2 separate regions of the Homo sapiens genome follow, and region 1 is linked to region 2. A link is an interaction called in ENCODE POLR2A ChIA-PET data of the cell type or tissue named here. Cell type or tissue: B cell. All regions are shown on one strand.

Region 1 (2,500 bases), 1.0 Mb before region 2:
TAGGGAGATGGGGAAGGAAGACAAACAAAATCAGATCTTCCTGGCTGGACTACGTCTGGGATCCATCTGGATCTTTAGAGAAAGCCTGCAAATCATCGTCCTCTTTTTCCTCTAAACCTCCCTGGAACCAAATCTTCTAAGGCGAAACTGCCATCTTCCCTGGAATCCTTCCCACCAAAACAGTCACTGAGGCCGCCATACTTCTGGGACACTTTATACCTTCCTGAGTGGCCAACTAACTAACTAGCACTAGGCTGAAGGACAATATCAGCCACCACCCCTTAACCCACAGTGAGAGCACTTCTCTTCTGCAGCCCTGAGCCAAGGAAGCTCCTCATGCAAAGCGACCAATTATATGTGAGCTATCTGACTGTTGAAGGGATTCAGACCTTTGGGGGCCAATGTATGATGTCGCCCCTGCTCAGTCTCCCACCTCTAGTTTTAAAGATGTAAAATCAGTTTACAGTGAACATTATAGCAACACTTGAAGGAAATGGAAGTGGGAAATAATTCTCTCGGCTTTGCCTCAGTTAGGTCTGGCCATCACAGGAGATAGGACGAAAGATACATAAACTTTTGGATCCAGAACCCCTTCATCACACCCTGGGCACACTCTGGGTAGCAGGTAAGGTGAATGACAAAACAGCCCACAGAAGACCAATGCTGTTGGGTGCCAGAGTGTTACAGATAGAAAGGGTGGTAGAGCCAAGTACCCTGCTTGGAGTTTCCTGAAATACCCTCAACCTTTCTTTTTCTTTCTTTTTTAAGACAGAGTCTCACACTCTGTCTTCCAGGCTGGAGTACAGTGGCATGATCTCGGCTCACGGCAACCTCCGCCTCCCGGGTTCAAGCAATCCTCCTGCCTTAGCCTCCCATGTACCTAGAATTACAGGCGCCCGCCACCACGCCTGGCTAATTTTTGTATTTTTAGTAGAGACAGGGTTTCACCATGTTGGCCAGACTGGTCTTGAACTCCTGACATCAGGTGATCAACCCACCTCAGCCTCCCAAAGTGCTGGCATTACAGGTGTGAACCACCGCACCTGGCCCTTCCACCTTTCTAATACTCCTGTTCCATTTCAGGATAGACAGCACATCCAGGAAAGGAAGGGGTGGTGAGTTAGAGTAAGGAAATAGGAAAGACAGGCAGGGGAAAACAAGCAGTAGGCTTCCCCCAGGCCAAATGCTGCTAGAGTCCACAGCCTTAGCTGCCCGCTGGGGAGCACAAAGAGCACCAGACCCATCCGTCTTACACAAACACAGAGGGGAGAAAAAGAAACAATGACCCTGGCTGCCAGGCTGAGTTTAGAGAGCAGATACAGAGTCTGTTTTCTTATACATGCAGACAGCTTCTAAATTATACATTTCCCCAGAGTAGAATTATTTCTTCTCTCACTTCTCCTCTGAAGGAAACCCCCAAAAAAAGTTTACAGGTAGAAGTTTCTGGTTATGTTCAGCTTCAAATCTGAATCCCGAAACTTATTCAAAGCTACCTTCTGTGAAATAAGCATTTCTTGTTTGTATTAAATGTGAGTGTGTCACATACAAACACACACATGCACATTCCATCCTCACCACAGCTCTGAACCTAAAAAGACAAGAGAAAAATCTACCATATAAGCAATGGCCCAGGCTGTCTGGTGCTAGAAAGGCTCTGGAAGGCCTAGACAAGAAGCCTTACATTTTGCTGTGGCAGGGTCACTCTGCTCCCCATTGCTCTTAAATATGAATAAACAGGCATCCTAGAGAGGGACTCCTTTCCTAAGAAGAAAAAAGGAAAAGCCAGATGCGGTGGCTCACACCTATAATCCTAGCACTTTGAAACAGGAGGATTGCTTGAGCCCAAGAGTTCGAGACCAGCTTGGACAACACGGCAAGACCTCAACTCTACAAAAAATTCAAACTTAGCCAGGCATGGTGGCACGCGCCTGTGATCCCAGCTACTTGAGAGGCTGAGGCCAGAGGATTACTTGAGCCCAGGAGGTTGAGACTGCAGTGCACAGTGTTCACTCCAACTGCATTCCAGCCTGGGTGACAGAGCATTAAAAAAAAAGAAAAGAAAAAGGGAAGAAAAAGCGGCTTGCTGAAATATGAATCTTGTTCAACTGGTACAGGACAAACTAGAAGAAATGAGAGGAGGTAAGTAGAAAGCAAGGAGAAGCAGGATCAAGAAAGGCCTGTAGGGCCAGGCACAGTGGCTCATGCCCGTAATCCCAGCACTTTGGGAGGCTGAGGCGGGCGGATCACGAGGTCAAGAGATTGAGACCATCCTGGCCAATATGGTGAAACCCCGTCTCTACCAAAAATACAAAAATTAGCCGGGCATGGTGGCGTGTGCCTGTAGTCCCAGCTACTCAGGAGACTGAGGCAGGAGAATCGCCTGAACCTGCGAGGTGGAGGTTGCAGTGAGCCGAGATCGTGCCACTGCACTCCAGTCTGGTGACAGTGCGAGATTCTGTCTCAAAACAAAACAAAACAAAACAAAAGGCCAGCCTGTGGG
Region 2 (2,500 bases):
GTAGACTCACTTCCTCTGCCCTGCACCCCAGAGAGGCCGGGAGATGGAGGGCGGGGTCTCAGGAGGAGGGGTGGGGCATGGTCTGGATTCATGGAAGGTGAGGAGATGCAGGAGAAATGAAGGGGGGTATGTCCCTGGGGAATCAGCTGGAGGCAGGCAGGCATCAGTCTCTTCTGCTTTTGCTTAGGGACTAAGATTCAGGAATCCCTCTGGCCTTGGCACCTCCCCCTACCTTGTTCTAGACACCAGGGGCCAAAATTGAGAACCACATGATATCCTTGCAAAGGGATCGTTTATAGCACCTGGAAACAAGAATCTAAGAAGCAGCCTTTGGCCTTGTGCCTCTACACTAATCATCTATTACATCCCTATGGCAATTTCCAGGTTCAAAATGGGCCACCTCTATTATTGCATTTGACCCTCAGTGCCATCCCACGAGGCAATATTATTCCCCTTTCACAGATGAGAAAACTGAGTTTCCATTACATCTCTCGCCCACAGTCAGTGGCCTGGTGAAGCTGCACTGGTGCTTCAGCCTTTCCCCTTGCACAACGCTGCTGTCCCTATGGCCTCCCTTCAGTTCTCCATGGCAGATGGGGATCCAGGGCCCATAACTGGGGCAGGGGCATGGGGGTCCTCCAGGTTTCCCTTTTTCTTCCTTGAACCCCATCCAGCCTGCAGGTGGGGCTCTGGGGTTGCAGGTCCACTGACCTTAGTAACAAAGGCTCCTTGGGGGTGAGGGCTTCCATGCCTCCTGTGTTCACCCACCCTGGGACCCCTCGAAGAGGTGCCGGGACCCCTGACACCCACCCCCATTTTGTCCCAGGCTTCTCACCTCCCCCTCCCCAGAGCCGCAGCCCCATGACGCAGCCAGCCGCTGTTGCCCCATTGGCCCGCCCTAGTGCATTTGCCCTTATTTGGCCAGGCCAGCTCCAGGCTGGGTCTCCACCCCCGGCCCAGCCCCCGCAGGCCTGTCTCTCTCACTTCGTCTTTTTGAGGTTTGGCTCTGGGGCTCTGGGGCTCTGGGGCCCTGGCGGGCGTCACTTCAAACGCACTTTCTGGTTGAGTCACTTTTTAACGGCTCCAGTGCTGTGAGCTGCTGCTGCTGCTGGGTCCCTGGCCTTGGGGGCCAACCCTCCCCCATTTGACTGCTTAATAGGCTCTGAAGGAAAGGGCTGGGGAGGCCATCTGCTGCTGGAGAGACTCTGCGGGCCACCTGGCCACCCAGTTAGGCCCCTCTGCCCCCCAACCCACAAGCCTGGGCCAGAGGGTCCGCCCTGGGTCGCTCCCACTGCTTTTTCCAACGGGGTTGTGAGGGGAGAACAGGTCTTCACAGAAGACCTGTTCTTTGGGGACTTTGAATTGAGCTCCCTCTGGGGAACAGAAACGGGGTGCCCGATTTTCAGGAAGGTGAAACTTAACCTCGCTGAGTTTCCGGTTCCTCATCTCTGAGATGGGGATACCATCACTTACCTCACTGGGTCAGCATGACGATCAAGCGAGATTCAGATTGAGTGTGTTTCATCAAGTTCTCTAGCTGCCTGGGCTGCCTCCCTTCCCTCGGCCCCGAGTGCAGAACGTGGAGGTGAACGGGATGAATCCAAGCTGGTTCGCAGGGCAGTCCTCACTGAGCAGTCTCTTTCCAACTCTCACCACCTTTTCCAGCTGGTCCTGGGATGTGAGGAATCCTGTTGGGGGCAGGAGGCTGGCAGGAGGAAATAGATAGCTCTTTGCCCCTTGTTTCCAGACAAGATAAGGGGAGAATTCTACTAGAGCCATTCCTAGCCACCCTGCCTTCTCTGCATTTTGGGAGGTGTGCCCTCGAGCCAGCTGAGAAGATACCATGGCTGCCTGGGGGCTGGGCAGGATTTGGAACACAGATACTGCTGCTTCCTCCTGCGAGGTCTCTGGGCTCCTGTGCTCTTGGGGACTTCCTAGAGCACAAACAAGTCTTTTGGTCAACTCCCTCCCCATTTTTATAGGTGAAGAAACAGGCTGGGGTTTAGGGGCAGATTCAGTGACTGGCCCAGAATTGTACCATAAATAATCACAGGGTGAGGATTAGACCCCTAGTTTCTTGACACTTAATTTTATCCTCTGCTTGGTGATCCTGATGTTGGGATAGGGAGTGGGGCTGATGAGGGATTGTAGTGGGTTCCAGGCAGAAAACCAGCTCTTGGACCCCCTCCCTGTCCCCGCCACACATACACACACAATTTATTTGCAGCAGTTGGAACTGGAGCAGGTGCAGCTATGCAAGTTAAACCCAGCACCTGTGTGTGGAGAGAGTCCAGAGGGAGCTTTCATCTCTCCACTTGTGTCCCCAGAAGATCCCAGAGGAGAAAGCTTCTGGTTTCACGGCCACTCCCACAGCAGTGGTCAGGGTAGCCTTCCTCACACCCACACCCCCTTTCCACCCAGCCCGTCCTGCCTTTTCCCAGATGTTGTGGAAAGAACCCAACTTGGCCCTAACTTGTTTTGTGACCTCAGGCTGCCTTCT

Evidence for each region. Peaks named below come from ENCODE experiments on the same cell type or tissue, not always from the same donor. Only the 100,000 strongest peaks of a DNase experiment are listed, where the experiment ranks them.
Region 1: POLR2A ChIA-PET joins it to region 2 with 5 read pairs; 1 of 35 experiments calls an interaction of 5 or more read pairs at or near these places.

What each region holds. Positions count from the first base shown.
Region 1 is chr17:59,349,642-59,352,141 of GRCh38, reverse strand. All of the region lies in intron 1 of YPEL2 (yippee like 2), which reads right to left. Among named protein-coding and RNA genes, the nearest start is that of MIR4729, 15 kb to the left of the region's middle. In B cell, no CTCF peak of the experiment used is centred here; a DNase peak (open chromatin) is centred at 1,451; H3K4me3 peaks cover 1,443 bases; H3K27ac peaks cover 2,083 bases.
Region 2 is chr17:58,336,653-58,339,152 of GRCh38, reverse strand. It overlaps TSPOAP1-AS1 (TSPOAP1, SUPT4H1 and RNF43 antisense RNA 1), which reads right to left. Exons shown (of 5, transcript NR_038410.1): 3 at 1,474-1,705. Among named protein-coding and RNA genes, the nearest start is that of MIR4736, 1.9 kb to the right of the region's middle. RefSeq lists enhancers at 26-85, 831-1,125, 1,096-1,305, 1,536-1,605 and a silencer at 571-865. In B cell, CTCF peaks have their summits at 488, 688 (motif pointing right) and 978; DNase peaks (open chromatin) are centred at 32, 1,062, 1,382 and 1,832; H3K4me3 peaks cover 2,500 bases; H3K27ac peaks cover 2,500 bases.